Regions from separate parts of the Homo sapiens genome. Here region 2 is linked to region 1. Evidence: read pairs that join two places in POLR2A ChIA-PET (ENCODE). Cell type or tissue: PC-9. All regions are shown on one strand. Links, peaks and the distances in the headings refer to the core of each region. The heading gives the core; the rest is flanking DNA.

The links. ChIA-PET counts read pairs that join two places held together with the same protein. Peaks named below come from ENCODE experiments on the same cell type or tissue, not always from the same donor. Only the 100,000 strongest peaks of a DNase experiment are listed, where the experiment ranks them.
Region 2: POLR2A ChIA-PET joins it to region 1 with 15 read pairs; 3 of 35 experiments call an interaction of 5 or more read pairs at or near these places.

Annotation. Positions count from the first base shown.
Region 1 is chr2:171,354,646-171,371,578 of GRCh38, reverse strand. It overlaps METTL8 (methyltransferase 8, tRNA N3-cytidine), which reads left to right. Exons shown (of 10, transcript NM_001321154.2): 3 at 11,066-11,157. Among named protein-coding and RNA genes, the nearest start is that of METTL8, 71 kb to the left of the region's middle. In PC-9, for the core only: no CTCF peak of the experiment used is centred there; no DNase peak of the experiment used is centred there.
Region 2 is chr2:171,128,196-171,145,128 of GRCh38, reverse strand. The region is part of intron 1 of TLK1 (tousled like kinase 1); the gene reads left to right. It overlaps LOC124906092, which reads left to right and starts at 1,624. Exons shown (of 1, transcript XM_047446755.1): 1 at 1,624-16,933. In PC-9, for the core only: no CTCF peak of the experiment used is centred there; no DNase peak of the experiment used is centred there; H3K27ac peaks cover 3,040 bases.

The DNA.
Region 1 (16,933 bases), core at 3,216-11,215:
TCAAGACCAGCCTGGCCTATATGGTGAAACGTCATCTCTACTAAAAATACAAAAATTGGCTGGGTGTGTTGGCACGTGCCTGTAATCCCAGCTACTCAGGAGGCTGAGGCAGGAGAATCACTTGAACCTGGGAGGCGGAGGTTGCAGTGAACCGAGATGGTGCCACAGCACTCCAAACTGGGTGATGGAGTGAGATTCTGTCTCAAAAAATAAATTAATAATGAAAAATGAAAACAAAACAAAAACTAATTTACTAATAACAGTAACCAACTGAAATATTCATTATAGCCAAAAAGAGAGGTAGGCATCCTGGAGTTACAAATATAAATTAGACTCAATAGTAGAAAGGAAGATTTAATTGAAGTTACTTCAGTTATTAGCTGATATGCCTATAACAGCTATATTTTATCTTTTCTGAGACTCACATTTTTATTTACCTATTAACATCTCTGAAATCATGACATTTTTACAGTTTGTGCATCTTAAAATTGTAGCTGAAAATGTTTTTTCTTTATTACTGGTACAGAAAATAATAGCATATTGGATTTGATGAAATAGAATAATTATAATTTCAGAGTACTTAATCTTTTTTTAAGTACTCAACTTGATTTATTTACGAAGTGTAATATGTCCACCTGCCCAGCACTCTAGTCAGGAGCAGAACATTGCAGACCCCAGAAGCCCTTAGGTCCTGTTCACCTTAATTACCTCCTCCCAAGGAAAACCAAAGTCTTCAAAGTACTTAATCTTAATTTGTATGCTGGTTATTTATTTATTTATTTATTTTTGAGACGGAGTCTCACTCTGTTGCCCAGGCTGGAGTGCAGTGGCCTGATCTCGGCTCACTGCAAGCTCCGCCTCCCGGGTTCACGCCATTCTCCTGCCTCAGCCTCCCGAGTAGCTGGGACTACAGGTGCCCACCACCACACCCGGCTAATTTTTTGTATTTTTAGTAGAGATGGGGTTTCACTGTGTTAGCCAGGATGGTCTCGATCTCCTTACCTCATGATCTGCCCACCTCGGCCTCCCAAAGTGGTGGGATTACAGGCATGAGCCACCGTGCCCAGCCCGTATGCTGTTTTGAGAACTATTACTAATACAAAAACCAAAGGAGAGAGAAAAAATTTAAATGATTTTCCACTGCCATACATCAGGGCTAACCTATAGAACATTTTTTATATTGTCAGAAAAGCATTACTTGCTAATAATTGATAAATGAACAATGTACATAGAAAGTTGATCCAGGAGGAAGTACATGTGAGCATACAGGAAAATATTTAACAGTTAAAAAAATACAAATGCAAACAATAAAGTAATGTTTGGACCTATTAAATTAACACCAAAGAAAACAGAAAGAAAAGAAACTTAAGATAACACCTAGTCCAGGTAGCATTGTATATTAATATTTGTTTGGTTGTCTGTTTATTTTTTAATTTCTCTCTTCTGCCCTTTTTTTCCCCTGTTCCTTTTTTCCTGCCTGCTTTTGGATAAATTGAATAATTTTTTTTTTTTTGAGATGGAGTCTCTCTGTGTTGCCCAGGCTGGAGTGCAATGGCATGATCTCGGCTCATTGCAACCTCTGCCTCCCAGGTTCAAGCGATTCTCCTACCTCAGCCTTCCGAGTAGCTGGGATTATAGGCATGCACCACCATGCCCAGCTAATTTTTGTATTTTTAGTAGAGACGGGGTTTCACCATGTTGGTCAGACTGGTCTTGAACTCCTGACCTCATGATCCGCCCGCCTTGGCCTCCCAAAATGCTGGTATTACAGGTGTGAGCCACCGTGACCAGCCTAATTGAATAATTTTTTGTATCCAATTTTTACTTCCTCTACTGGCATTTAGCCATACATCTTTGCATTCTGTTTTAGGAATTATTTCAAGGCAATAGTTTCAAACATTTTGGTCTCAGGACCCCTTTACACTCTTAAATTACTACGAACCGCAAAGACTTCTTATGGATATGGATTATGTCTATTGATATTTTCTGTATTAGAAATTAAAACTCAGACATGAAAACATTTATTAATTCCAAAACAATAATGAATCCATTACATATTAACATAAATGACATATTTTAATGTAAATGTATATTCCCAAAAGTGTAATGCAAAGAGTGGCATTGCTCTAAATGTTTGCAAGTCTCTTTATAATGTCTGCCATAATGGAAGAAATTGGATTCTCATATCCTCTTGCATTATATGAAGATAATTTGGTCTCTCACAGATATGTGCTTATAAAGGAGAGGAGTTTTTTTGTTGTTGTTGTTGTTTTGAGACAGAGTCTCGCTCTCTTGCCCAGGCTGGAGTACAGTGGCGCGATCTCGGCTCACTGCAAGCCCCGCCTGCCGGGTTCATGCCATTCTCTTGCCTCAGCCTCCTGAGTAGCTGGGACTACAGGCGACTGCCACCATGCCCGGCTAATTTTTTGTATTTTTTAGTGGAGACGGGGTTTCACCGTGTTAGCCAGTATGGTCTCAATCTCCTGACCTCGTGATCCGCCTACCTTGGCCTCCCAAAGTGCTGGGATCACAGGCATGAGCCACCGCGCCTGGCTGGAGAGGAGTTTTTAATAGCCTTTATCAGATAATTGTGGGGTTTTTTTTGATATTACACTAAATCTCAATAGTGGTAGTTTCTTAGTTGCAATATGGCATATGAAACCATATCACGGAACTTTTTATATTCTGCCATATATATATATTTTTTTAAGACCGGGTCTCACTATATTACGCAAGCTGGCTGTGAACTCCTGGGCTCAAGCCTTTCTCCTGCCTCAGCCTCCCGAGTAGCTGGGACTACAAGACTGCTCCACAGGGCCTGGCTCTATATTCTGCCATATTATGATACACTGGTATACCTTGCACTTTGGATAGATCCTTTACCTAGGCATGATTTATAACATCATGCATGGATAATTTGGAAAATATTGGTTCCCTGTTTGATGTAGATCTTCTAAATGTTGACACATTTTATTATAAAATATTTAAAAATCACATTTGTTAATATCACCACCAGTCTCATCAGGAAAATCTGTATTGGGAACCTATCAAACTCATGGTGGTGGACACAAGCTTTCCAGAAGTCTAATTTTTGCTTGGAAGCACAAAATTTATTTTTGCAAACACATACTGTAATTTGTTTTTCTTAATGTGATAGGCTCATTTTGTTTACTTTTGAGAAACTATATGCCACATACCCAAGTCTAAATAACTATAGCTTTATCAGTAGTTGCTCTTTCAAGTAAAAATAGCATTCCATGAAAAAAGCAGCTAGTTCAGCTCACAGTTCATATGAGTACTTTTCCTCAGTCAAGCCATCCATTGTACTTCAGTAAGAAGTGCATGCTTTCCATCTTGTCACATAGACTGTTAAAAAGATTTGTACCCAAGGGTCAATATTTCATAAAATTAATAGTTTTTACTGCTTCATCAATCAGCAAAATTGAAAATTTTTTAATTGTTTCATTTTTGTAAAAATTGTTATATTCTTTGCTGCTCACTGGATGGTGGCAGAGAATATGACAATTAACACATTTTGGTGCCACTGCCTTCTTTCATTCCAAGGCAGTTGTAGTTTTACCCCTCATTGTTTTTATACCATCACTGCAAATGTCAACACAGTGAAAGAGCAAAACACAGTATTGTTATGAGAATAGTTTCGATTTAGTGGTCCACCTCAAAGGGTGGACGACAGTTTGAGAACCACAGCTCTAGACATTACAATGTGCTTTGTCAACTTAGTATAGTCTACTTAGAATTAATGTTGTGCCACCTAGCATAAAATTAAGAACCTTACAACAATATGTTTCTACTTGTCATCCCTCCAACATTTGTGATATTGTTGTCATACAGTTTACCTCTATATGTAAATGCTATAATCATTGTTTTTACTTTTGCTATATATAGTTAGTTGAGTTTTTTAAAATAAATTTAAAGTTTTTAAAAAGATTATTTTATAATTACCCACATATTTACCACTTCTGGTCTCTTTTTTTCACCCTGTAGATCTGAGACTCCGTGTGGTCCCCTTTTCCTTTAACCTGAAGATCTTTAACATTTCTTGTAGTGCAAATTCTGCTGGTAACAAATTCTCTCAAATTTTGTTTATCTGAAAATGTCTTTATTTTACAAATTTGAAAGATCTTTTTACTGCATGTGAAATTCAAGGTTGACACATCCCTCCCATCCCCCTATGCTGACATAAGATCTCCTTGCTTTATCTTCTTGCCTTCATTATGATTGTTTCTGATGAGAAATCAGCTGTAGTTTGCATTTCTTTTCCCACTGTATATGGTAGCTACTTTTCAAATTTATCTTTATCTTTGATTTTTATCAGTTTTCTCTGTATTTATATTGCCTGGGGTTTGCTGTGTTTCCTGCCTGGATCTATTGAGTATTTCTTTTTCTTCTTTCTTCTTTTTATCTTCAAATTTGGAAAAATTTTAGTATTTCTTTATTATTATTTTTAACTCATTTTGTCTCTCTTTTCTACTTCTGGGCTTTCAATTTATGTGTTTGTTAGACCAATTGGTATTATCCCACAGGTTACTGAGACTCACACTTTTTTTCAATCTTTGTGTCTCTGGTCTTCAATCTGAATAATTTCTACATCTGTCATTAAGTTTACTGACCCATTCTCTCCAGTGTCTGTCAGCTGTTAACCCTCCCAGTTTTTTTTTTTTTTTTTTTTGAGACAGGGTCTCACTCTGTCACCCAGGCTGGAGTGGTGTGATTATGGCTCACTGTAACCTCAACTTCCCGTACTCAAGCGATTCTTCTACTTCAGCCTCCCAAAGTGCTGGGATTACAGGTGTGAGCTACCATGCCCACCTGAGCCTACTCAACTCTTTATTTCAGATAGTGTATATGGGTTTGTTCTAGAATTTCCTTTTTTAAAAAGAAGTTTTCATTTTTTTCTGAGATTTCTTCCATCTGTGCATTCATTCTGTCCATCTTTTTCTTTAAATCTTTCAACATATTTTTCAATACTGTTTTAAAGTCCTTGTGTACTAATTCCAATATTTGGTTTTCTCAAAGTCTATATTTATTGACTGACTTTTCTCTTGATTTGCATGTCTAATAGTTTTTGATTATATGGTGGACATTATGGATAATATCTTCTATGCAGTCTGGATTATGTTGCCTTCCTTTAAAGATGTCGAGTTTTTTCTGGCAAGTGGTTAAATTTCTGCCAGTTCCTTCTTGGATCAGGTTTGATTTTAGGTGTTGTTTGGGTGGGACTATTTTGATAATATCCTGAGTCTAGTGTGGTTCTTGTTCCTATGGCATGGGATTTCTAGGGTCTTAACTAAATACTCAAGATGCTCAGATAGATCTTTCCACTGTGGCTTAGCCAGAACTCCAATGTCACCAAGCACTGTACTACCTATCTTGTCAGTTCTCTCTTCTCCATCCTCATTCCTAGAATCCTCTCTCTTCTACTAGATCCTGTGGCGACTCTGCCTGTAGATGAGCAGCTAGCACTAGCTGAAAACCTTAGGAGAACTCTTGTAGACTTCAGGGGCCCTCTTGTCTGTCCATCTCCCCTTTAGTATCCTGTTGCACAAACCCTCACCACCTCTGCAACTCTGAACTCTGATCTCTGCCTTCTCAACTCATGAAACTGCCACTCAGTGAGACAGCCTCTCTGCACCACAGTCTAGAATGTGTCCCCAGACAGAACAGGTGGATGTGGGGACTCACCTTTTGTGTTTTTCTTCTCTTAAGGATCAGTCTTGCACTGTCTGAAGTGTAGTCCAGTGTTTAAAAGCAGTTGCTTTATATATTTTATCCAGTTTATAATTATTTGTGGCAGGAGGGTAAGTCCATTGCCAGGTACTCTGTCATGGCCAAAATCATAAGTCCTATACCAGAGTTTTAAGTCATAATTATGTTGAAGATTTTGTAGTATATAGAAAAATGTGTGTGTTTGTTTGTAACTATGTAATAAATATGACTTTGTGTTGGAGAAACCAGCCCCATACCACCTGGCGGGTACCCAGATTCCAGTGGAGACAAAGGAATTAGAAAGAAACTGAATAAGAGTTTAAAAGGCGGGTCCAGGGGACCAGAGCATCAGAGGCTTGCTCACGGCCCTGAGCTCTCGGCCTCCACCCAATTTATTGGTTTACAAGCTCTTCGTTCTTAGGGCAAATGGGAGGGGTAGGAACGGATGAGGAAGAGGATTAATCAGTGAAGGAGAACTCATGAGTCATTTAATAAGATGTATAGCATTGGCAGTTTCTGTGAATTTCCTGGAGCAAAGTAGTCTCTATACTACTTAAGATCTTTAACTTATCGGGACTAAAATGAGTGGGAGTGGGTTTCAGGAGAAGCCAAGATGTTTGATTATACTCCACTGCTTCAAAGGAGTATTATTTCCCCGAGCAACCTGTGGAATGCCGTGGAGCTGTTATGCTCTTGGGGCATAAAGACAGGAAGGCAATAAGGAGACTTTTCTCCTCAGATGCCGCCCATGGCTCCCCATGGGTGTCTCACACAGGGGAGACCAACTCATCTGGCATCCCAGAAACTCTCTTCCCCACACTTTGTTATAGAATTAAGAATTATTGAAATCGTTTTAGGCTGAAAGTAATAAACTATTTTTTCCTTTAACCTAAGAATAAATATTTTCTTTTTAATTCCCTAGTCATCTAATACATTTGTCAAATTTGTCAAATATCATTGACTTATAGAACAAAATTGTGTCCTATAGTGAGGCCATCACATACATAGTAAATGACAAAGATAGGAAAATAGTTTATATTGGGTACTTTGGTTTATATCTGATTATTAAAAGTTGTAACAGGAAGCAACACTACATTCAGCAGAAGTTTCTCTAGGTAAGATTATCAAAAACTTTAGTATCCAACTTAAATAATTGGGGTGTGTGTGTGTGTGTTTTAACTTTTCCAAATCAAACCAAATACACAATTATTTAGATTACACATTGCCATCAACTAAAAGCTAAATCAAGGAAACATTATTCAATTGTACTATAGATATGGAAGGAATAAGAAATATATATAAACTATGTATACAAACAAATTATAGGGCATGTAAAAATTTGTTTTACTCAAAAATCTTCTATTTTTGAGGTTTTTTTCTCAAATTCAAATTTTTGTGAAAAGTATATTTTGTACTTTCTGCCCAAGTTTCTTTTTTATGTCTTTCCTTTTTTAAGAAAACATAACTTCCTTCTTATTATAAGGGTTGATGGCTTTTTCCTCAAGAAGGGTAAAGTTTTAAAGACAATTGTTGTATGTCTTAAACATAGAGTACAGGTTTTACATATAGTTTTTAAAAAATTATCTCTAGTTGAAGCTGCTTTACGATATTAAGGAAATTTAAGATAGTTTGTTCTTACTCCTATTCAAACATAATTGGTTTTAGTTCACCACTTAGAATCTTCACCCTGTGTGTATATAATTTTAAACAGTTGTAATTATAATACATATATAATTTGGCCGGGCGCGCAGTGGCTCGCGCTTGTAATCCTAGCACTTTGGGAGGCTGAGGCGGGCAAATCACCTGAGGTCAGGAGTTGGAGACCAGCCTGGCCAACATGGTGAAACCCCATCTCTACTAAAAATAAAAAAATTAGCCGGGTATGGTGGCACATGCCTATAATCCCAGCTACTCAGGAGGCTGAGGCAGGAGAATTGCTTGAACACGGGAGGTGGAGGTTGCAGTGAGCCAAGATTGTGCCACTGCACTCCAGCCTGGGGAACACAGCGAGACTCCATCTCAAAAAAAAAAAAAAGATATATATATATATATATATATAAAATTTGGGGATGTACTTTTTTAACCTCATTTTATAAATACTTTTCCATATTGTCATGTAATAGTCATATTTATTATCTTAATGTCTGCATAATATTCCTTTGATTTACTATAATTTTTTCATTCCCCTATCACTGAAGTTGTTTCTAATTTTTTGCTATTAATATTATATTTAGTGTTCCAGTGAATATCTTCATACAAATATTTCCCTGTACAGAATTTCTTAGTTCTTTCAAGTTACTTCGTTTCAGTAAGTTCCCAGAAGTACAATTTATTGGCCAAACTCTATAAACCACTTTTTTCCTTTGGTTTTTATTACTGTTAAATACTTGATTATTTCCAGTTTGTTTATTATTTGTTTCTATGCTTAAATTCTATAGTTGTATTTATTACTAATAAAAAGTTGTATGATTCTTATTGTCAGCTGTTGGGTTTTGGGATACGTGAATCCAGTTCTTCTAAAATAAAGAACTGCCATAAAGCAGCAGGGCTGGAGGAAGTCCCCATAAATACAGTAGGAACATTTTATAGGTTTCTGTGGGGATTCTGTAACTGTGGTGTAAAAAAAAAAAAAATCTGTTCTGCAGGAACTTAGGATATACTATTCCCCTCACTTAGCAGTTAAGAAAATGAAGTAACATAAAGAACAGTGTAAGGAAGTTACAGTTAAGAAATAACTAAATCTATTAAATAAGAAATAGCAAGTTAAACTAAAAGCTTAAATGCTTAAAGCGGAAGACCACATATACTCTTACTGTCTCACAGCTTGATTCTTCCCAGGGAAATAGATTGTTCTATTTTCTTTCCTATAAGTGGTAGAAATTTGTAGATGAAAAACTCATCCCTAGCCTTAGAAATACTGTTTTTTCAATAAATAACTTGTTGCCTTTAATTTCACAACTGTCACGTAATTGTATTCAATATAGTATATTTAATATATACAGAATTTAAAGTGTAGTTGCCAGCCCCAATTTATATGTGATTGCTCACATATGTTAAAGTAAGTCAAAATAAGTCAAAACAAAAACTATTCTAACCTCATTTATTAAAGCAAGAGACAAAGCTGTTTAATGATTATTTGGCTTGTACATGATTCAGTTTTATTTAAATACTGGTGGTTAAACTTTTATCTATGAAACTCTGAAAACATTCTCATTCAGTTTTCCTGGAGACTGCAGCATACCAATTTTGATTTATTTATTTATTTATTTATTTATTTATTTATTTTTATTTTTTTAAGGAAAACAGTTTCGTACCTTCAACGGTGTATTTATAGCCAGGTCACTGGAATATACCCTCTCATATCTGATTGTATAAGCAATACTTAAAATAGTACCATGCTTATCATCATTCCACCCAATGTAACTCCATATTCTGTCATTGTTACCCCCACTTTCCTAGATACTCAGTTTTAAGACCTTAGAATCATTCATGACTCTTACACTTCTACTCCAATATCTAGTTAATCTCTAGGTCTTAATTTCAGTGTTTTCAGTGTCTCCCTCTCCCCCTTTCCTTCCTGTTCTCCATAGCTACCACTTTAGTCATGGGACTCATTACTCCTAGACCACTCCAACAGTCTAATTGGTCGCTTTTCCTCCAGTCCTTCCCCGCTTCACTGTGTCTTGCATACTACTTAACTGTTCAGCCCCACATTTAAGATCCTCTGAAATCTGACCGTTACCCAGCTCCCAACTTCATCTGCAGTTGTCCAAGAGAACCAGTCAAAATGGAGTTTTTTAACTGTTCCCTGTATGCACTGTCTGTATTGTCAGCTTCTGAGTGACATGAATTTGCTCCACCACTTTTCCTCCTAACCTGAACCCAAACCTACCTTCTCTTAAGCCTTCCTATTTGCCCCAGCTGCATTAATTGACTGCACTCCCCTTCATCAGGTGCTAGCCATGCATGTTTCACTGTATTATCATTTACGTATTGTTTACCTGCTTGCACTAGGAGAATATAAACCCAAGATGGACAAACATTACATCTTAAATCTCTCTGTGTCCCCCACTGCCATGGTAGAAAATAATAGACTAATAGTTGAGAAGATGGACTTTGAAGTGACACAAACCTAGGTGAATTCTGGTTCTGCCACTTCCTGGCTATATGACCTTGAATAAGTTATTAAATTTCTGTTAGCCACTATGCAAAGTGGACATGATTATAACCCTATCAAAGGATTTTTGAAAGGATTAAATAAGACATATGTATGTAATGTGCTTATTACAATACCTGATATGTAATAAATAAAGGATGGCAGTTACTATAATTATAATTATGATCATCCTAACTGCTCAATGTTTGTCGGTCACAGCATGATGCACTTCCAAGAAAATTGTATAATTTATCCCTTCTCATCAGTCAGGTGACTACTACATATATCATATGATAATAGTGTTAGGGGTTTTTCTTCTAGGCTAAATGCAACTTGAATATGGGGTGTGTAATTTTTTTATTGTTTAGTGATAAAAAATTATTCCTGGTTTATTCCAGGAAATTGCTTTGCTTATAGTCTAACCTATTGCAAAAAAAAAAAAGCAAACTTTGTGAAAACAAAACTTAAAAAAAATTACCTTTCTTGTATACAGTTGTCGCTTCTATTCCAAGAAAGACATTTTTGTGCAGCAGAAAATAGTATCTTCTCATATAGGGAGAGTCGATTCTGAAACTAAAAATACTTATAGAAAGTACCAGAACTTAGAAAGGTGACCTTTTCACATGCTGTATCAAGTACTCTATCACTTAAATGCAAATGAATCCTTTTACAGAAATTAAAGTAGCTAATAAGAAAAATAAATCTAAAGTTACTTTAAAAATTGCAGGCTAAGTACAAAACATTTTAAAACTTTCATCTCTTTGACAGCAAAGTGTTAGAATACAAGTGTTGTAAGAGGAGCATTTAAAAACTACTGAAGAATGTTCTGTTCATAAATTAACAAAAAGGCAAATAAATTTAGCCTTAGAGTAAAAACCGGCATACCAGCACCCAAATAGTCATACACCAGGGTGTTCTGAGGACATTACTTTAGCAGCCGTTTCCCAGAGGTAGCTGGGGCTTGCAGCACAACCAGATTTAAACAGAAGAATCTTAGGAGTTCCAGGGTTGTACCAGCGCCATCAGTAGGAACATCTTACACAAAATGTATTCATTCCATGTGGAATTAGTCTGTATCATATGTCTTCAGCTAATCTAGAATGAAAGATGTGGTTCCTTGTCACCTTTTTTCTGCCTTCTTCAATGATAAAGCATATTTTACAGTCTATTTTTTTTTAATAGGGATCACATGCAGTGGTCTAAGGAAGAAGAAGCAGCAGCCAGAAAAAAAGTAAAAGAAAACTCAGCTGTGCGAGTCCTTCTGGAAGAGCAAGGTAGTCAACTGCGTGCTGTAGCTCCTAGAGCCAGAGCTTTAGTGACTTTTCCTCCTCCTCGTGTCATTGCTTCTGAGAGTTCTTAGCCTCTCCTGATGCCAGTCCACTTGTTCCATTTGGTAGAATTCCCAGTTCTTCCAGTGTAGTGGGACCAAAGTTAATGAAATTTGTATTCACCCTATAATTGGGTCTTTGAGTAGTCATATTATTGCTTTTTCTGGGAGATACACACATGGGTGGCATTTCAAACAAAATATGAAAACATAATTTTAAACTTTTCCACTTGCTATGCTGCTATTACTTTGCTATTATGCATTTCACTTCCTAGGAACTTTGAACAAATTTATAAACTTTGAGCAAAGAAGATAAAGTCACATCAAAATGGTGCTGAAGTTTTAGGATAAATATAGTTTCAGTAAGGATTGAAGGCAGTTTTCTTGAAGGCCTTTATATTTAATTTAAGAAAAGCCTTGCCAACCTTCATAAATGGCTTTTAAAAAATTGGCCTATGCTACTATCAAAAAAACTCAGGAGCCGGCGCGGTGGCTCACACCTATAATCCCAGCACTTTGGGTGGCCGAGGTGGGCAGATCACAAGGTCAAGAGATCGAGAAAACCTGTCTCTACTAAAAATAACAAAAATTAGCTGGTCGTGGTGGCACATGCCTGTAGTCTCAGCTACTCAGGAGGCTGAGGCAGGAGAATCGCTTGAACTCAGGAGGCAGAGGTTGCAGTGAGCCGAGATCACACCACTGTACTCCAGCCTGGCGACAGAGCGAGACTCCGTCTAAAAAAAAAAAAACCGGAAATGTTGATTCCATGTTATGGCTACTATGAATAGAGCTGCAGTAGACATGGGAGTGCAGTTATCTCTTTGATATATTGATGTCCTTTCTTTTGGATAAATACCCAGTAGTGGCATTGGTGGATGATATGGTAGTTCTATTTTTACTTCTTTGAGGAAACTCCACACTGTTTTCCATAGTGGTCATACTAATTTACATTCCCACCAACAGTGTATGAAGGTTCTCCTTTTTTCACATCCTCACCAGCATCCATTCATTATTCCCTGTCTTTTTGATATACGCTATGTTAGGTGAGGTGAGATGATATCTCATTGTGGTTTTGATTTGCATTTCTCTGATGATTAGTGATATTGAGCATTTTTTCGTATAGCTGTTGGCCATTTGTATGCCTTCTTTTGAGAAATATCTATTCAGATCTTTTGCCATTTTTTTTTTTTTTTTTGAGACAGGGTCTTGTTGCCCAGTCTGGAGTATAGTGATGAGATCATGGCTCACTGCAGCTTAATCTGACTGGGTTCAGGTGAGCCTCCCACCTCAGCCCAGGGTGGTCTGAAACTCCTCATCCTCCCAAAGTGCTGGTATTACAGGAGTGAGCCACTGCCCCAACCTTGCCCATTTTTTAATCTGATTTTCTTTTTCTTCCTATTGAGTTGTTTGAGCTCCTTAATATATTCCCATTATTAATCCCTTGTCAAATGGGTAGTTTGCAAATATATTCTTCCATTCTGTGGGTTGTCTCTTCACTTTGTTGATTGTTTCTTTGCTGTACAGGTGCTTGTTAGCATGATATAATCCCATTTTCTATTTTCGCTTTGGTTGCTTGTGCTTTTGAAATCTTTTGACAAATGACAAAATAGACAAATAAAAATGCTCCAATGTCCTGGAGCATTTCCCCCAATGTTTTCTTCTAGTAATTTCATAGTTTCAGGTCATAGATTTAAGTCTTTAGTCCATTTTGATTTGATTTTTATATATAGTAAATAAGAATCTAGTTTCATTCTTCTGCTTACAGTTTTCCAGTTATCCCAGCACCATTTATTGAAGAGACTGTCCTTTCCCCATCATATGTACTTGACACCTTTGTCAAAAATGAGTTGGTTGTAAATGCATGGATTTATATTTGGGTTCTCTATTCTCTTCCATCAGTCAATGTGTCTGTTTTTATGCCAGTACCATGCCAATTTGGTTGCTGTAGCTTTGTAGTATGTTTTGAAGTCAGGTAGTATGATGCCTCCAACTTTGTTCTTTTTTTTTTTTTTTTTCTGGAGACGGAGTTTTGCTCTGTTGCCCAGGCTGGAGTGCAATGGCAGGATCTCAGCTCACTGCAACCTCTGCCTCCCAGGCTCAAGCAATTCTCCTGTCTCAGCCTCCTGATTAGCTGGGATTACAGGTGCCCACCACCACACCCAGCTAATGTTTGTATTTTTAGTAGAGATAGCGTTTTGTCATGTTGGCCAAGCTGGTCTTGAACTCTTGACCTCAGATGATCCGCCCACCTCTGCCTCCCAAAGTGCTGGGATTACAGGTGTGAGCCACCACACCTGGCCTCAGCTTTGTTCATTTTCCTCAGGATTGCTTTGGCTATTCTGGATCTTTTGGGGTTCTATAAAAACTTTAGGGGCCAGGCACAAGTGGCTCACACTTGTAATCCCAGCATTTTGGGAAACCTAGGCTGGAGGATTGCTTGAGCCCAGGAGTTCAAGACCAACTTGGGCAATATGGCTAAAACCTGTCTCTACAAAAAATACAAAAATTAATCAAGTGTTGTGGTCATGCACCTGTAGTCCCAGCTACTCAGGGGGCTGCAGCTAGAGGATCATTTGAACCCGGGAGTTTGAGGCTGCAGTAAGCTGTAATTGTGCCACTGCACTCCAGACTGGGTGACAGAGCGAGAACCTGTCTCAAAAAAAAAAAAGAGAGAGAAAAATTTCAGGATTTTGTGCTCTATTTCTGTGAAGAATGTCATAGGTATTTTGACTGGGATTCCATTGAATCTATAAATTGCTTTGGGTAGAATTGTCATTTTAACAATATTAATTATTTGGACTCATCAGCATGGAATATCTTCCCATTTTTTAATGTCCTTTTTAATTTCTTTTAAGAATATTTTATAGTTTTCCTGTATAGATTTTTCACATCTCTGATTTAATTGATTTCTAGGTATCTTATATTCTTTGTAGCTATTGGAAATGGGATTGCTTTCTTGATTTCTTTTTCAGATTGTTCACTGTTGGCATATTTAAATGCTACTGATTTTTGTGTGTTTATTTTGTATCCTGCAATTTTACTAAATGTATCAGTTCTAACAGTTTTTTGGTGGAGTCTTTAGGTTTTTCTAAGTGTAAGATCATATTGTTGGCTGGGCACAGGGGCTTACGCCTGTAATCCCAGAACTTTGGGGGGCCAGGGTGGGCAGATCACTTGAGGCCAGGTGTTCGAGACCAGCCTGGCCAACATGGTGAAACCCTATCTCTACTAAAAATACAAAAAATTAGCTGGGAATTGTGGTGCATCCCTGTAGTCCCAGCTACTCAGGAGGCTGAGGTGGGAGAATCACTTGAACCCAGGACACAGAGGTTGCAGTGAGCCAAGATCACTTTTGCACCACTGCACTGCAGCCTGGGTGACAGAGTAAGACCCTGTCTCAAAAAAAAAAAAAAAAATATTGTCTTTGAACAAGGCTAATTTGACTTCTTCCTTTCCAACTTAGCTGCCCTTTATTTCTTTCTCTTGCCTAATGTCTCTGGCCAGGACTTCCAGTATTATGTAAAATTAAAGTGGCAAAAGTGGGCATCCTTGCCTGTTCCAGATGGATGAATGGATAAAGAAAATGTGGTATATATACACAATGGAATATTATTCTGCCATAAAAAAAGAATGAAATCTTATCATTTGCAGCAACATGGAGGAAATGGAGGTCCTTAAGTTAAATAAGTCAAGCACAGAAAGACAAATACTGCATGTTCTCATCCATATGTGGGAGCTAAAACAGTGGATTTTATGAAAATAGAGAATAGATTGGTAATTACCAGGGGCCAGGAAGGGGTGGGGGGTGAAGAGAGATTGATTAATGGGTACAAATATACAGTTAGAAGGGTTAAGACCTCATGTTCAATATAGATCAGTAGGGTGACTAGTTCACAATAATCTACTGAACATTTCAAAATAGCTAGAAGAGGCCGGACAAGATGGCTCAAGCCTATAATCCCAGCACTTTGGGAGCCCAAGGTGGGTGGATCACCTGAGGTCAGGAGTTCAAGACCAGCCTGGCCAACATGGTGAAACCCTATCTCTACCAAAAATATAAAATTAGCCGGGTCTGGTGGCACACACCTGTAGTCCTAGCTATTCGGGAGCTGAGGCAGGAGAATAGCTTGAACCCAGGAAGCAGAGGTTGCAGTGAGTCAAGATCATGCCATTGCACTTCAGCCTGGGTGACCATCTCAAAAAAAAATAGCTGGAAGAGAATAAATGTTTCTAGCATGAAGAAAAGACAAAAAGGTGTGGTTCCAAGATGGCCAAATAGGAACAGCTCCAGTCTACAGCTCCCAGCATGAGCGATGCAGAAGACGGGTGATTTCTGCATTTCCAACTGAGGTACTGGGTTCATCTCACTGGGGCTTGTCGGACAGTGGGTGCAGGACAGTGGATGCAGCCCACGGAGCATGAGCCAAAGCAGGGCAAGGCATCACCTCACCCGGGAAGCGCAAGGGTTCCGGGAATTCCCTTTCCTAGCCAAAGGAAGTGGTGACAGACGGCACCTGGAAAATCAGGTCACTCCCTCCCTAATACTGCGCTTTTCCAACGGTCTTAGCAAACGGCGCACCAGGAGATTATATCAAATGCCTGGCTTGGAGGGTCCCACGCCCACGGAGCCTCGCTCATTGCTAGCACAGCAGTCTGAGATCGAACTGCAAGGTGGCAGCGAGGCTGGGGGAGGGGCGCCTGCCATTGCTGAGGCTTGAGTAGGTAAACAAAGCGGCCGGGAAGCTCGAACTGGGTGTAGCCCACCACAGCTCAAGGAGGCCTGCCTGCCTCTGTAGACTCCACCTCTGGGGGCAGGGCATAGCTGAACAAAAGGAAGCAGAAGCTTCTGCAGACTTAATCGTCGCTGTCTGACAGCTTTGAAGAGAGTAGTGGTTCTCCCAGCACAGAGTTTGAGATCTGAGAGGGACAGACTGCCTCCTCAAGTGAGTCCCTGACCCCCAAGTAGCCTAACTGGGAGGCACCTCCCAGTAGGGGCTGACTGACACCTCATACGGACAGGTACCCCTCTGAGACGAAGCTTCCAGAGGAACGATCAGACAGCAGCATTTGCCGTTCTGCAATATTTGCTGTTCTGCAGCCTCCACTGGTGATACCTAGGTTAACAGGGTCCGGAGTGGACCTCCAGCAAATTCCAACAGACCTGCAGCTGAGGGTCCTGACTGTTAGAAGGAAAACTAACAAACAGAAAGGACATCCACACCAAAACCCCATCTGTACGTCACCATGATCGAAGACCAAAGGTAGATAAAACCACAAAGATGGGAAGAAACCAGAGCAGAAAAGCTGAAAATCCTAAAAATCAGAGCGCCTCTTCTCCTCCAAAGGAACGCGGTTCCTCGCCAGCAATGGAACAAAGCTGGATGGAGAAAGACTTTGACAAGTTGAGAGAAGAAGGCTTCAGACGATCGGTAATAACAAACTTCTCTGAGCTAAAGGAGGATGTTCGAGCCCATTGCAAAGAAACTAAAAACCTTGAAAAAAAAATTAGACAAATGGCTAACTAGAATAAACAGCGTAGAGAAGTCCTTAAAAGACCTGATGGAGCTGAAAACCATGGCACGAGAACTATGTGACGCATGTACAAGCTTCAGTAGCCGATTTGATCAAGTGGAAGAAAGGGTATCAGTGATTGAAGATCAAATGAATGAAATGAAGCGAAAAGAGAAGTTTAGAGAAAAAAGAGTAAAAAGAAACGAACAAAG
Region 2 (16,933 bases), core at 5,812-13,811, 230 kb after region 1:
CCATGTTGGCCAGGCTGGTCTCGAACTCCTGGCCTCAAGTGATCTGCCCATCTTGGCTTCCTAAAGTGCTGGGATTATAGGTGTGAGCCACCGTGCCTGGCTGTAAGATGGTATCTGTGTGGTTTTAATTTTTCATTTCCCTGATGACTAAGGATGTTTACCACTTTTTCATAAAGTTTATTGGCCTTTTCGTTATCCTTTGTGAAGTGCTTGTTCAAATCTTTTGTTCATTTGTCTGTTGTGTTTGTCTTTTAAAAACCATACTTGAAGGCATTCTTTTTGTATTTTGGATGAGAAGTCTTATTTTTTATTAAAACTTTTTCCCCCTATTCTGTGGCCTGCTTTTGTCTTCTCTTTATGGTATTTAAGAAGCCTTTTCTTATCTCAAGTTCATAAAAATGTTTTCCCATATTTTCTGTTTTTAATATAGGCATTATAGCTGTAAATTTCCCTCTAAGCACTGATTTAGTTCATTCCATAAGTTTTGATATGTTGCCTTTTTGTTTTTATTCATCTCAAGTATTTTCTAATTTTTCTTTTTATTTCATTTGACCCATTATTTATTTAGGAATATGTTAATTTCTGCATATTTGTGAATTTCTCGATTTTTTTTCTGTTACTGAGTTCTAATTTAATTCTATTGTGATCAGAGAACGTACTTTGTATCCTTTTTATCCTTTTCAGTTTGTTGATGCTGGTTTTATGGTCTAGCATAGATCATCTATCCTGGAGAATGTTCCATGTGTGCTTTTTTAGAAAAATGTGTATTGTGTTGTTGGGCAGAACGTTCTCTAGCTGTCTTTTCCATCTAGTTGATTATAGTGTTTGTTTTCTGTTTCCTTATTGATCTTCTGCCTAGTTCTATTCATTATTGAAAGTGGGCCATTTAATTCTTCCAACTATTGTTCTTGGCTTGTCTATTTCTCCCTTTAATTCTGTCAGTTTTGCTTCATGTAATTTGGGGCTCTGTCATAAAGTGCAAGTGATTAGAATTCTTATATCTTCCTAATAAATTGACCCTTAATTGTTTTAAAATGTTTCTCTTGACCTCTCAAAACACCAGTTTTTAAAAGTTTGTCTGATACTAGTATATTCATGCCAGCTCTTTTGCATGGTATGTTTTTTCCCATCCATTTACTCTTATCCTGTCCCGTTTGTATTTTTGAATCTAAAATATGTCTTAAGTAGACAGCGTTTAATTGGATCTTATTCTTTTAAAACCCAATCTGGTAATTTCTGCCTCTTGAGTGTATTATTTAATCCATTCACATTTAGTGTTACTGATAGGGTTAAATTTGTCTGCCACTTTGTTTTGTTTTCTATAGGTCTCATTTCTCTTTTGTCCTCTTTCCCTCCTCTACTGCTGTCTTTTGCATTACATGAGTATTTCCCAGTGTAACATTTTAATTTCTTTAATCATTTTAAAACTATATTTGAATTACTAGTGATTACTGTAGGGTTTACATTTATATATCTTAGCTTATCAGAGTCTACTTCATAGCTACATTAATTCTTGCAATATATAGAAACTTTAGTCCTGTATAGCTCTACTATTCCACCTCCCCCACCTTTTTTTTTTTTTTTTTTTTTTTTTTTTTTTTTTTTTTTTTTTTTTTTTTTTTGGAGATAGAGTCCCACTCTTCTGCCCAGTCTGGAGTGCAGTGGTGTGATCTTGGCTCACTGCAACCTCTGCCTCCTGGGTTCAAACAATTCTCATGCCTCAGCCTCCCGAGTAGGTGGGGATTACAGGCATGTGCCACCACACCCAGCTAACTTTTTGTATTTTAGTAGAGATGGGGTTTCACTGTGTTGACTGGGCTGGTCTTGAATTCCTGACCTCAAGTGATCCTCCCACCTTGGCCTCCCAAATGTATCTTTTGATGAAACTGAGATAAGGAAAATACATTTTATAGTTTTTGTACTAACCTTACTTGTCTATTCATTTACCATTTGATATCATTTCCTTACTTTCAGTAAAGTTTGTCACTACTGACCCCTTTGTCCATTCGTGCATTCATTCATTCATTCCTTCATTCAGTCATTCATTTATTGAGAGACGGAGTCTCGATTTGTCGCGCAGGCTGGAGTAGTGGCATGATCTTGGCTCAATGCAACTTCTGTCTCTGAGTTCAAGTGATTCTGGGTTCAAGCGAATCCCTCCGGAGTAGCTGGGATTACAGGTGTGAGCCACCATGCTCAGCCCTGATTTCTGATTTGACTCCATTCTAGTAAGATTTAAATCCCTAAGACTTAAGTTCTTGGAAATTTGAGACTTGCTTTATGGTTCAACATATGGTCTTTTTGGGTAAACATTCCTTGTGTACAACAACAAAATATTTATAGACTACAGTTGTTAGATGTGGTGTAATATGTTCTATCAAGTTTGTTTCTGTTTCAGATTTTTACTGCTTTTGCATTTGTTTGCTCCTATTCAGACAAAGGTTTGTTAAAATATCCCCAAATGATTATAACATTTGTCTCTCTGTTTAATTTGTCAGTTTTTGTTTTATATATTTTGATTATGTTAAAGTGCTGACAAGTCAAGGTTTTTTTAAATCTACCTGGTGAATCAAACTTTTTATTATTGTGACGTGTCCCTCTTTATCTCAGTATTGCATTTTACCTTGTAGTGTTTTTAATCTAGTGTTAAGGCAGATACACTAACTTTCATTTGGTGTTTGCATGCTACAGCTTTTTCCATTCTTTCAGCTTTCGCGTTTTAGCCATATCTTTTAAGTTGCATATACTAGTTTAAATAAACTAGTTTGACCATGTTTGTTCTTTAATTGGAACATGTAGTACATTTACATTTAATATACTTGCTGATATGTTTAAATTGATATTCCTAATAAATGATTTCTGTTTATCCTGTTTGAACTTTCTCTTATTCTCCTTTTCTGCTGCTTTTGGGATTATTATTATTTTTTGTTCCAAATACCCCCCACCCCCCAACTTGGCTTAATAGTTAGACCATCTTTTTTTAAATTTGTTTTTAATATTTATCCTAGAGATTACAATATGCCTCCTTTCTGTGTTAAAGTGTGATATAAGTTAGCACTTTTTTCTCTTTCTGGTCAGTGCAGCAACATTAGAAAACATTAACTGTACATTTCCCTCTCCAGAATTACATACTATTGCCAGATAGTTTAGTTCTCTGATATTTTAACTCCCCACAAGATATTACCATTAGTGTTTTATTCAGTAATTATACATTTAAATTTGTTTATATACTCAGTTTTTTTCTTCAATCTTTAGTGCATTTCCAGGCTTCTAGCTGGGTTGATTTTCTCTCTGAAAATACTCTTTTTTTTCTCTATTTGGGCCTATCTGTTGAGGAATTCTTTTTTGCTTATCTGATAATGCTTTTTTTTCATTTTTATTCTTGAAGGGATTTTTTTGGGGGGAGGGAGCTGGATACAGAAATCTTGGTTGGCAGTTTTTTTCATTTGTCATGTTGCAGCTATGCACAGTGCCCTTGAGACCTGGTTTCCAGAGTTTCTGTTGAGAAGTCAACTATCAGTCTTACTGTTGCTCCTTTGACTGTAATCTAGCTTGTAGATCTCTGGTCACTTTTTGTTTTTGTTGGAGTGGGGGTGTTTATATTTGGTTTTCAGCAGTTTTACTGTGATATGTCTAGGTGTGATCTTTTATTTGTTCAGCTTGGTGTTTATAGGACTTCTTATAACTGTGACGTAGGACTGCACTGCCCAGTGCCAGCCACTAGCTGCATGTAACTGTTGATACCAATTAACATTTAAAAAGTTAAAAATTCAATTCCTCACATTTTAAGTTCTCAGTAGACAAATGTTTCTATTAGTTACTCTATTGGCAGATGGAGAACATTTCCATCATTCTATCAATAGAATAGAAAGTTCTGTTGCACAGGACTGATGAGCTCGTTCGTCAGTTTTGGAAAATTCTCAGACTATATCACTTCGGATAGTGCTTCTGTCTTGTCATCTTCTTTCCTCCTGGTACTCCAGTTATACATGTATTAAACATTCTTAAATTTGCCCTATGTTTCTTACATCCTTTTTTGTATGTTTTATCTTTTTATTCCTGTGTGCATTTTTAAAGATATATTTTTCTGACCAATCTTCCATTTCATTAATTCTCTTAGGCTGTGTCTAATATGCCATCAGACTCATACACTGAGTTCTTTAATTTAGTTTATTTTACTTTTTGGTTCTAGAATTTCAATTTTATTCTCTTTAGTTTCAGGTTTTCTGCTAAAGTTCTCAGTGTTAACTACTCAGCATACTTATTCGAGAGTCTGTGTCTGATAACTTAATTATCTAGATACCTTTGGGTCTTGTTCCATGTTTCATTTGCATTTTATTTGCGTTATTTTCTTGGATTTCTGGTTAATTTTTATTGTGTATGAGACATTTGATGTGAAAAACTGTAGAAATAATTTGAGGCCTAGAATAATGGTAGTCTTCCATGACATAAAATTTACATTTAATTTTGACAGAAACATAGGGGCCCTATAAATCTGCTTTTCTTAATTCACTTTTAAGGATTGAGATTATTTGAATCTGGGCTTTAATTGTAATTCTTTTGCTCTGAGGTTGAGATCCCAACCCAGAGTTTGGGGGAGGCTCAGGGTCTCATTTTTGTCTGGCTAACCCAGTGAGGCTTTCAGATGTTTTGCTTAGCTTTCCAGCCTCACAGTCACTACTTAAATCAGCAGATGCCTGTAGGGGAGAAGAAACCTGGTATACCAGACTCACTTCTGGGAACTTAGTGAATTCTGGCCCCATTTCTTTACTGCCTGATCTCTAGAAGTAGAGTTTTCGTTTTTTAAACTTAGTTCAACTTTTCAAGTTTCTTCAGCCAGAAGATTGGTTTGATGACCTGATCACCATTACTGGAAGGAGAAAGTCCTTGTTTGCTTTTATTTTTAATTCTTTAATTGGCTTTGAAATTTTGGGTGAATCTGAATCTTTTTCTCCTCTTAACCACGCTCTTCTTCTCTCACTCTCTTTATCTTCCTTTTGTTTAAATTATCAATTGGTTATATCGGGTCCACAACACCAGGGCTGCATACCTGTACTGGTCGCTATCCTGTGAGGAATGAGCCACACAGCGGGAGGTGAGCAGCAGGCCAGTGAGCATTCCCGCCTGAGCTCCACCTCCTGTGAGATCATCCGTGGCATTAGATTCTCAGAGGAGCGTGGACCCTGTTGTGAACTGCACATGCGAGGGATCTAGGTCGCTTGCTCCTTATGAGAATCTAACTAATGCCTGATGATTTGAGGTGTAACAGTTTCATCTGAAACCATCTCCACTCCACCCCACCCCACCCCACCCCACCCCTGGTCCATGGAAAAATTGTCTTCCATGAAACTGGCCACTGGTGCCAAAAAGGTTGGGGACCACTGGGTTATATACAGAGTTTGAATAGGACCAACTTGTGGAGCAGTTAGCCATCTGGAATTGTAGGTTTAATTGGAAGCAGAACTATTTTTGCCTTTGATGCCTTGAAGATAACCGGTTTTTGTTGTTGTTGTTGTTGTTTGTTTGTTTGTTTTTGAGACAGAGTCTCACTCTGTTGCCCAGGCTGGAGTGCAGTGGTGGGATCTCGGTTCACTGCAACCTCTGCCTCCCAGATTCAAGCGATTCTCCTGCCTCAGCCTCCCGAGTTAGCTGGGACTCGTGTGCCACCATGCCCAGCTAATTTTTGAATCTTTAGTAAAGACAGGGTTTCGCCTTGTCGTCCAGGCTGGTCTCAAACCCCTGACCTCTGGAGATCTGCCCGCCCCTGCCTCCCAAAGTGCTGGGATTACAGGCGTGAGCCACCATGCCCAGCCAGATTACTGTTATTTTAAGTTTTTTTGGCAACCGGCTAGTACCAATGTAAGTTAAGTTTGGATTCAAATAAAATCGTCAGAGCATTACAATATATTTTTAAAAGACAGCTCTTCGTGAAATAACATTATATATAATATGTGTGTGTATATATATATCCTATTCCTTTAATGCTGGGTATTTTCTCAGCTCTGTACTCAATTCTTTGTCCTGTAAGTAAAAATGTGATACACGTCTTAGTCACTTTGCTTCTTTTAAATTATAACCCTTTGAGCAGTAGTTTAATATAAAAAAGTTTTAGCTTTCGAAACAGACTTTTAGAGTTGCTCATACTGTATAACACCCTTTATGCCTTTGGAAAATTTCATCTTATGTATTGTAGTTACTGTTTCAATTTATTGATTATTTAGTAAAAAAATATGAATGTCTTTGTGGATGTTACTGTATTGTACGAGTTGTAACTTTAGAGTGCCACTAGCAACATACATATGAACCAGTTTAATGGAAACATTACTGCTCTTAGTATTTTTAGGAAGTGTTTGGCTTGTTAAGTAGGGGTGGTATTACATGTTATTTTACTTACTACATATATTTGATTACCAAGAGATTAAGCAGTTTTCCACGTGTTTATTACTGTTTCTATTTGTGACTTGTTTTAAAAATTAAAACAGTCTTAAATCTCATCTTGGACTTGTTACTCCTGCTCATTACTGCCAAGGCTTACTATAGTATTTACAAACTACAAGGAGTGTGATAGTTTTTATGTTAAGATTACTTAAATTTCTTTGGACTAATTTTCTTCTCTAGCTTGAGAAAAAAATGATTGGGATTTTTAAGAGGGATTACGTTATTTCGTACTGTCCTCCAAATGCTGCCATCTGAAATTTGAAGGTTTGCAGTATTTTTTAGATAAGTATACCTTGGTATGGGAGCCTCTGTGCTAGGACCAATTTATAGTAGTTCTCTACTCTCTATTTGCTATTATAAAGCCAAAATAAATATATTAAATATGTCGTTGTAAGTATATTAGTATTTAGCAAATTCTCTTCTTCCTTAAATTTTATGTTAATAAGTTAACTGGCTAAAACAAATGTGTACATGGCCAGTTAGAACACTGTCTAAAACTTCTTGATATAAGCAAACATTTTAGTTATCTTTGAAAGCTCACACGATAAATTACAACCCCTATCTCTACCCCCTTGAGCTTGCTTTTAAGAAAGTGATAAAAGTGATGCAAACTTTTTATCATTAGTTCTCAATAATTTTATTGTATAATTTAACTTTTATAGGATGCCTTTTCTAAATTTGTATGAAGTAAAAATAACTTTCAGTCCAGTTATTTGAGAAGACAAAGCTGTATAACTGAATAGTTGTATAAATCCTGTTTATTAAGAGTGCTCAAAGAGCTTAATAACTAATGAAAGTTTTTTTTTTATTTTTTACTTTTTTATTTTATTTTATTTTTTTTTGAGACAGAGTCTCACTCTGTCACCCAGGCTGTAGTGCAGTGGCGCGATCTCAGCTCACTGCAACCTTCACCTCCTGGGTTCAAGCATTTCTCCTGCCTCAGCCTCCCGAGTAGCTGGGACTACAGGCACACGCTGCCACACCCGGCTAATTTTTTGTATTTTAGTAGAGACGGGGTTTCACCATGTTGCCCAGGTTGGTCGCGAACTCCTGAGCTCAGGCAATCCGCCCACGTTAGCCTCCCAAAGTGTTAGGATTACAGACGTGAGCCACTGCGCCTGGCTGAAAGTTTATCTTAAAACTGAGGCTTATTCCGGATACTAAAGATATTAAACAAGGCATATGTGCATGTGCCTGGGTGTATATGTAGATGGCTTGGGGGTAGAAATAAAATAAAAAGCCACAGAAAAGGCTATGGCTTTTTATTTTTTAAAAAATCACTTCATTGAATCAACATTTTAATTTGTTGATATTCTTTTTTGAATTTACTTCGTTTTATTTCTGCTCTGCATCTAATTCCTTATTTGGGATAAGATATAGAGCATGAGTCAGCAAACTTTTTTTTTTTTGAAACAGGGTCTCACTCTGTCACCCAGCCTGGAGTACAGTGGCATGATCTCAGCTCATTGCAGCCTTGACCTCCAAGCCTCAAGCAGTCCTCTCACCTTGCCTGGCTAATTTTTATATTTTTTGTAGAGATGGGTTTCACCATGTTACTCAGACTGTTTTTGAATTCCTGAGCTCAAGCAATCCACCAGTCTTGGCTTCCCAAAGTGCTGGGATTACAAGTGTGAGCCACCACACCTGGCCTAAACTGTTTTAAAAGAGTTGTCACAACTACGACAGGTGCTTGTGTTTGTGTGGTAAAGTGCAGCCATAGACAATATGCTAACAAGTGGGATGACTGTGTTCTTTAAAACCTTACTATGGACACTGATATTTGAATTTCATATTGATTTTACTAATCACAAAGTAGTCTTGATTTTTTTACCTTATAATATTTAACAGGGTAGTCACTGCTGCCCGTCCTTGTATAGAGTAACTTTCCTTGAGGAAGTTCAACCCTTCTAGTTACCCAGCTATCCAGGTAGTTGAAAGTTTTAAGTTAAAGAGCAGATGTTTCTCTGACTTTTCATAGATCAAGAAAAGTCAAGGACCAAAATTGTTAGCTCTGTACATATGCAAACATTTTAGCCATTTTTTTTCAAAATTGTAATTGTGGTTAAAAAACACACGACATAAAATGTACCATCTTAGCCTTTTCTTTTCCTTTCCTGTCCTGTCTTGTCCTGTCCTTTTTTGAGACAGCGTCTCACTCTGTCACCCAGGCTGGAGTGCAGTGGTGCAACCTCCGCCTCCCAGGTTCACTTGCCTCAGCCTCTGGAGGCTGCCACCCTGCCTGGCTACCTCTTAGCCATTTCTAAGTCGGTAGTGTTAAGTGTATTCCTGTTGTTGTGCAGCTAATCTCCAGAATGTTTTCGTTTTGTCAAACTGTAACTTTACACCCATTAAACAACTTTCTAATTCCCCTCTGCCCCTAGGCCCCAGCAACCACTATTCTACTTTCTGTCTCTGTAAGTTTCACTACTCTAGATACCTCACAGAACTGGAATCATATAGTATTTGTCATTTTGTGTCTGACTTATTTCCCTCAACATAACGTCTTCAAGGTTCACCCATATTGTGTCATGTTTCAGTGTTTCCTTCCTTTTTAAGGCTGAATAATATTCCATAGTACGTGTGTACCACATTTTGTTTATCCATTCATCTTTTGATTGGACATGGGTTGCTTCCACTTCTTGGGTATCGTGAGTAGTGCTGCTATGAACATGGGTGTGCAGCAATGTCTTTGAGATCCTGCTTTCTATTTTCTATCTAGCTGTACCATTTTACATTCCTACTGACAGTACACAAAGGTTCCCATTTTTCCACAATCCTTGACAACACTTTTTTTCAGTGTTTTTGATGGTAGCCATTCTAATAGGTGTGAGGTGATATCTTATTGTATTTTTTTATTTACATTTTGCTAATAATTAGTGGTGTTGAGCATCTTTTTCTTTTTTTCTTGTCGCCCACGTTGGAGTGCAGTGGTGCGACCTCAGCTCACTGCAGCCTCTGCCTCCCGGGTTCAAGCGATTCTCCTGCCCCAACCTCTGGAGTAGCTGGGATTACAGGTGCCCACCACCACTCCCGGCTAATTTTTTACATTTTTAGTAGAGATGGGGTTTTACCATGTTGGCCAGGATGGTCTCGAACTCCTGACCTCAGGTGATCCACCCTCCTCGGCCTCCCAAAGTGCTGGGATTATAGGCATGAACCACCGTGCCTGGCCATCTTTTTCTTTTTTAAGAGATAGGATCTTGTTACATTGCCCAGGCTGGCCCCAAACTCCTGAGCTCAAATGATCCTCCCACCTCAGCCTCCAGACACTATGCCTAGCTCAATTAATATTTTTAATTGGCAAATCATAATTGTATACATTTATGGGGTACAGTGTCATGTTTTGATATATATATATATATATATATATACACACACACACACACAAACACACACATAATGTGGAATGATTAAACAAAGCTAATTAACATATCGGTCACCTCCTTTAATTTTTCCAGCAAGACATTTGAAATTTATTCTTTTAGCTATTTTGAAATACATGTCATATATCATTATTAACTATAGTCACCCTGCTGTGCGATGGATCTCAAAAACTTATTTTTTCTGTCTAACTCAAACTTTGTGTCCTTTGACCAACATTTCCTCATTTCTCCCAGCCCCTGGTAACCACTATTCTTTCTGCTTTTGTGTGTTCAAATTTTTTAGATTCCACATGTAAGTGAGATTATGTGGTATTTGTCTTTCTGTGCCTGGCTTATTTTACTTTGTCCTCTAAGTTCATCCATGTTGTTTCAAATGACAGGATTTCCTTCTTTTTTAAGGCTGAATAGGTCCGGCTCAGTGGCACATGCCTGTAATCCTAGCACTTTGGGAGGCTTAGGTGGAAGGATTGCTTGAGCTCCACCTCAAGCACCCCTTGAGGTGTGAGCTGTGATGGCACTACTGCTCGCCAGCTTGGGCGACAGAGCAAGACCCTGTCTCAAAAAAAAAAAAAAAAAAAAAAAGGCCAAATAGTATTACATTGTATATATACCACATTTTTTTTTTTTTCCTATTCATCTGTTGATGGACATTTAGGTTGATTCTGTATCTTGGCTATTGTGAATAGTGCTGCAGTGAACATGGGAGTGCAGATATCTCCTTAACATAATGATTTCAGTTTCTTTGGATATATAGAAATGGGATTGCTGGATGTGAGCATCTTTTCATTTCTTGGCCATTTATATATCATCTCTGGAGAAATGTCTGTTCAGATTCTTTGCCCAATCGTTAGTCAAGTTGTTAGCCAACTATATTTTAATAATACTTTCTTTTCTCTCTTGCAGTGTGTCACAAGTACAATTAAATAAGAAATTAACATAATTTAATCCTTACTTACAAAGGTAATATATTGCAAGAATGAGGAGAACAGTAAGGGGAATTTCTGATTTGCTAAATGCCAGTCTAATAGAGAAGCTGACCATTCCATAATTGTTTTTAAAGTACATGAACAGCAATCTGAGAGGATGAAATATATATATAATGTGACTAAAAAAGATATGGGATTGATTTTTATGTGTCATATAGAATTAATCATACCTTGCCTATATATTATAATCAAATTGTCTGTTAAGCAGATAAATTTAGAGAACTGTTATGCTGCATGGCATTTAGGTTTACATGCTGAGGAAGAAAAAAACTTGAAATGATTGTGGCTGGGCACATAACAATGAATTTTATGGATTAAAAAAAACAGCCAGGTATGGTGGCACATCTCTGTAGTCCTCAGCTACTTGGGAGAAGGTGGGAGGATTGCTTGAGCCGGAGAGTGAGGCTGCAGTTAGCTGCGATCATGCCACTGCACTCCAGCCTGGGCAACACCCTGACACCATCACAATGTATATGAAACATAAATAAATGTTATGTTTAGACTTGGGTCCCATCCCCCAGATACCTCATTATGTACACTCAAATATTAAAAAAAAAAAAAAATCAGAAGTCTGAAACATGTTGCTCCTGGGCATTTTGGATAAGGGATACTCAACCTGTATTCATCATTGTTCATAGTTAGACACTATGAACTATCAGTGTCTAAAGCCAGAAAGAAACCATTCCCTTTTCTTTTTTTAAAAAAGCTTATTTTATATTATTTTAGACAGGGTCTCACTCTGTCTCCCAGGCTGAAGTGCCTTGGTAGAGTTTCAGCTCACTGCAACCTCTGCCTCCTGGATTCAGGTGGTTCTCGTGCCTCAGCCTTGCGAATAGCTGGGATTACAGGCACCTGCCACCAAGCCCGGCTAATATTTTTGTATTTTTAGTAGAGACAGGGTTTCCCCATGTTGGCCAGGCTGGTCTGGAACTCCTGACCTCAAGTGATCCACCCTCCTCAGCCTTCCAAAGTGCTGGGATTACAGACATGAGCCTGCGCCTGAATTCAGTCTGTCACCAAATCTTGTTGTTTTTTCTCTCTTAGATACTTTTCTTATCTGTCACTGTTCTAGTTAGGCTCCTATTTTCTCTTAACCTGGATGGCTGCCTAACATGTCCCCATGTTTCCCCTCTGGAATCTACTGTTAGGCAAAAAGGCAGAAGCTATAGTACTTGACAGGTAACAATGTTTAATTTTCAACTTGACTAAAGTAGCTCAGCTTGTGTCCCTTTTATTTTTATTATTATATAGTTTTACATATTGAGCTCCAAGAAGTTATAGTTCCTTGGTTTTTAAATAAGATCTGTAAGAGGAGTTTAATCCATATTTAGTGTTGTGTTAATCTTCAAGCCAGTAAGTTAGACATTTATTCTCATTTTACAAATAAAGAAATCGTTGCTGAGAGTTAACTGTGTGGTGGAGTTGAGATTTAGATTTAGTGTTTTGTTATGTTTTTTGAGACAGTGTCTCACTTTGTTCCCTAGGCTGGAATGCAGTGGCGTGTTCATAGCTCACTGCAGCCTTGATCTCTGGGGTCAAGGGATTCTCCCACCTCAATCTCTTGAGTAGTTGGGATCACCCCACCCAGCTAATTTTTTGATGTTTTGTTGAGATGAGGTCTTACTATGTGGCCCAAGCTGATCTTGAACTCGGAAGCCATAGCACCTGGCTAACAGCCATCAGTATTAAACACAAAAGTGTAAGTGTCCCTTTTAGGCTTTTAATTATCTTAGAAAACAGCTATTTGTAAAGAAACTTAAAAAACTTTTACTAAAATACCACTACGCTGTATTATTAGAGTACTAACATTAATATGCAGTGAACTTATACAAATACGTAAGTTTATAATTTATCTGAAACTCGTGTTGGGGGGGGTAAGTAACTTTATGAGTTTCTGGATATATGACTACTGTTGATATGGTTTAGCTGTGTCGCCATCCAAATCTCATCTTGAATTGTAGTTCCCATAATCTCCATGTGTCCTGGAAGGGACTCGGTGGGAAGTGACTGGATCATGGGGGCGCTTTCCCACATGCTGGGTCTCCTCCCGATAGTGAGTTCTCACAAGATGTAATGGTTTTGTAAGTGTTTGGCATTTCTCCTGCTTGCACTCATTCTTCTGCTGCTCTGTGAAGAGGTGCCTTTGGCCATGATTGTAAGTTTCCTGAGGCTTCCTCAGCCATGAAGAACTGTGAGTCAATTAAACCTCTTTTCTTTATAATTACCCAGTCTCAGGTATTTCTTCATAGCAGTGTGAGAACGGACGAATACAATGGTAAAGAAAAACAAACCCAAACTGAGAATTGGATGGATGGAGATTTTATGTAAGATCTTTCATTTAGCAGTACGTCAGCTAGTGATAAATATATCATGTGATGAACTTTCAGGATTTTGTACACATTTTCATAATTGTAAATGTAAAAGTGTCTTTGAATGCCAGGGGCTACCACTGTATAAAATGTAATCTCAATTGTTGGAAAAAAAAAAAGTATGTGGAAAAAAAGACTGGAAGAAAATAAGCCATTGTTGACATTGGTTATCTTTGGGTGGTAGGACTATGAGTGGGATTTTTTTGGCTTTAATTTTTTGCATTTTTCCATTTTTCTTTACCATGCGTTCATGATTACGGGTAAAAAGGGAAAGAAGTGAAATTGCTTCTTTCCTGACAGTTTTTTAGGAAAATATCCTTTTGTTCATAAGGCAAATAAATTGTCTTGGGGAAGAAATATGAAGAAATATGAAGTCAGAAATATAATAATTGAAAGAAGTCTTGGTATAAGTCAGTATTTTTAAGTGACTGTTTGCTGGAAAACTATGGTGTTAATCTGAGGCCAACCAGGCATATGACTATAGAACTTTGCATCTGCCACTCTGTTTTGGCAGCTTTTAGAGTTATACAAAAAAGGTACGAGAATGATGTGACCCACAATTTATTTGAATCACTAAATACTGTCCAAAAATGGCAGTTACAGTAATTTGTGAGGACACTAGGGGATCTGATTATATCATAGGCCATTTTGGTCATTGAGTATTAGGTTGAACCATATGAACCTATTTTATAGATTAAAAATGGTTGAGTGTCTGTAACTTCCTGTGATTTAACCTGTTAAAAATAGTACTTTTTCATCCTTCATTCAAATTTGATTTACATAGCTTGTATTATATACATATTTCTGTATCTATCTATATATCTCTGTATCTCTCTCTATATATAGATATATAGATCTCTGCATCTATCTATATATATAGATACAAAGATATATAGGTATCTATCTAAGTTTACAGGTTGGTGTGTCCGTTAAGGTTGCAGATAAAAGAAATTATTATTAGAATCTTAAAATTTTGATTTTGGGGTGATTTGGTCTTTGGAAATATGTCTTTCTAGAGGACCATTATGACCTTAATGTGGATTATGTGCTAATTTATATATCTGGATCCCAAAGTTGGCATTCCCTGGAGTCTTGATAGCACGTTAGAGTTGGAAGTGATGGTTAAAGATTGTTTTAGTTTTCATCAAGCAGGATAACTCAACATGTCTACGTGGACATGTAGAGCAGGTAGGAGCCCTATCCTACGTAGGCTAGCCTGTTTTATTGGAAATCTGGTGGATAAAATTTATTTATTTTTGTTCCTTATTTGAAGGTTTAGGCTAGGTGAGTAGAAAGTGAGTAGATTGGAATGCTAATATGTTCCTTCTGTTGCTTTCTCTTCTCACGTGATTTACTTTGCATGTATTTTTGGGCAAGTTGCTTATTTTTCTGGGACTTAGTAAGTAAACATCATTTAGGCTAATATGGTCCAGGAACCTGCCAAAACCTTACATGTATTATCTCATTTAACTCACCTTATGAATTAACGCTGTGTCCTGCCTGTGAACAACCCTGTGATGGACATAGTCATTACCAAGATTTTTTTTTTCCCCGAGATAGAGTTGCTCTGTTGCCCAGGCTAGAGTGCAGTGGTGCGATCTTGGCTTACTGCAGCCTCCGCCTCCTGGGTTCAAGCAATTCTCCTGCTTCAGCCTCCTGAGTAGCTGAGACTACAGGCACATGCCACCACGCCCAGCTAATTTTTGTATTTCTAGTAGAGAGGGGGTTTCACCATGTTGGCCAGGTTGGTCTTGAACCCCTGACCTTGTGATCTGCCCGCCTCAGCCTCCCAAAGTGCTGGGATTATAGGCATGATCCACTGTACCCAGCCGTTATTACCAAGATTTTATAATAATCGGGTCACTACGTGGCAAAGCTGGGATTTGAACTCAGGCAGTCTGGCCACAGAGCCCATGTTCTTAACCTTACAGCTGGCTGTATTGTTAAAATAAATGTCCACAGAAATCAATTTTAGGAATCTTACGAGGATATGGTAAAGATGATGTTGATGAAATAATAGGTTGAAATCACTGTATGAATATTTAGAATATTTAGAATTTTACCCATGTTATGTTATGTTATGTTATGTTATGTTATGTTATGTTATGTTATGTTATGTTATTTGGTAACCTATCTATATCCCAGGCTGGAGTGCGGTGGCAGCATTTCACAGCTTACTACCACAGCCTCTACTTCCTGGGCTCAAGTGATCTTCCCACCTCAGCCTGGGACTATAGGTGCGGACTACCATGCCTGGATAATTTTTTAAATTTTTTTGTAGAGATGGGGTCTCTTCAGGTTGCCCAGGCTGGTCTCGAACTCCTGGGCACAAAGGACCTGCCTGCCTTGGCCTTCAAAGTGCTGGGATTACAGATGTGAGACACCACTCCTGGCCCCTTGTTGATTTTCATTCATTGTTTTCAGTTGTGCTTTAATAGGTAGATCGTATTCAACTTGGACTTCTTACAAAAAGTACTTGCAGCCTCCTTTTTGGTCAGGGATCTACTTACCTGCTGTAAAGGGACTTTAAGAAAGAAAAACTGTTCTGTGGCCCTTCTTTCACCCTGTATTATTGGGATAGAAGAATAGGCCAAGAAGGAGTACTGTGGAGCAGTAAATCATCACTGTCCTTTTTAAGGTTCATAACAATTGGTTACCTCTCAGGAGTGGGATTTGGAGACAAGGAGGTATTGGGACTTTTTACTTTTATATTTTTGTATTTATTTCAAGAAGCACCTATTACTTAGTAATGAGGGAAAGGGATGAAACCAAAAAAGAGTCTTGAGTACTTAGGTTAGAGACAAGATACCAGTCTACTTTCTGGTAGTGAGGAGAGGGTAATTACCAGCTCAAGTTTTACCAGATTCCTGTTTTGGAGTTTTCTTAGAGAACATTCCTTCTTACTGCAGGATCAAGTACATGCTCTGTTTTTCTCTGTGTCTCTGACACGGACACGTGCACACACACATACACACACACACACACATACTCTTCCTCTGGACCCTTCTTTTGGGACAGAGATGCTTAGTTGAGTGGATATAAACTATAACAAAAGGCAGTATAACTTAACCTTTCAGTGTCTCAATTTCTTTATTTTTAAAATCAGGACTATATGTTAATACAGAAATGCAGTCTAGTATAAAATACATCTATATGTGAGTATGTGTATATACATTTGTATGTATGTGTATATATATATACATGTACATGTATATACACAATGTGAGAGATTGATTTTAAAAATAGCAGATTGTCACAAGTTTGAGGCTAGAGGAAGAGGAACTTGGTTAGTTGTGTTACTACTATATTAGCATAAAGAAATTAGGCACGGAAGTATATGTAATCCTATTATACTTAGCAGGAACTTCTAACCCCAGGAAGAAAGCTAGAAGGGGGCTTATTACATTATATATGCTAATATTTATTGAGCACTTATATTTTAGCATACATATATGTTCACATTTATTGAATGCTTTCTAAGTGACAGATTTAGTTCAAAACTATTCATAGAAACTTATTTTACTTTAACAACTCTATAAGGTATGTACTTTTATTATCTCCATTTTCTATATAAGGAAGCTAAAATAGAGAGAGATTAAAGAACTTGACCAAACTTTACACAACTTATCGACCTACGTATGTTTTTGATGAAAGAAAAATTAGTTGTCAGATTTTTTTATTAGTAAGAATAAAATTGAAATTTAAATTATTTTCATTTTTTAAGGTCATGGCAGTAGAGAGAAGCAGAAACCCTATG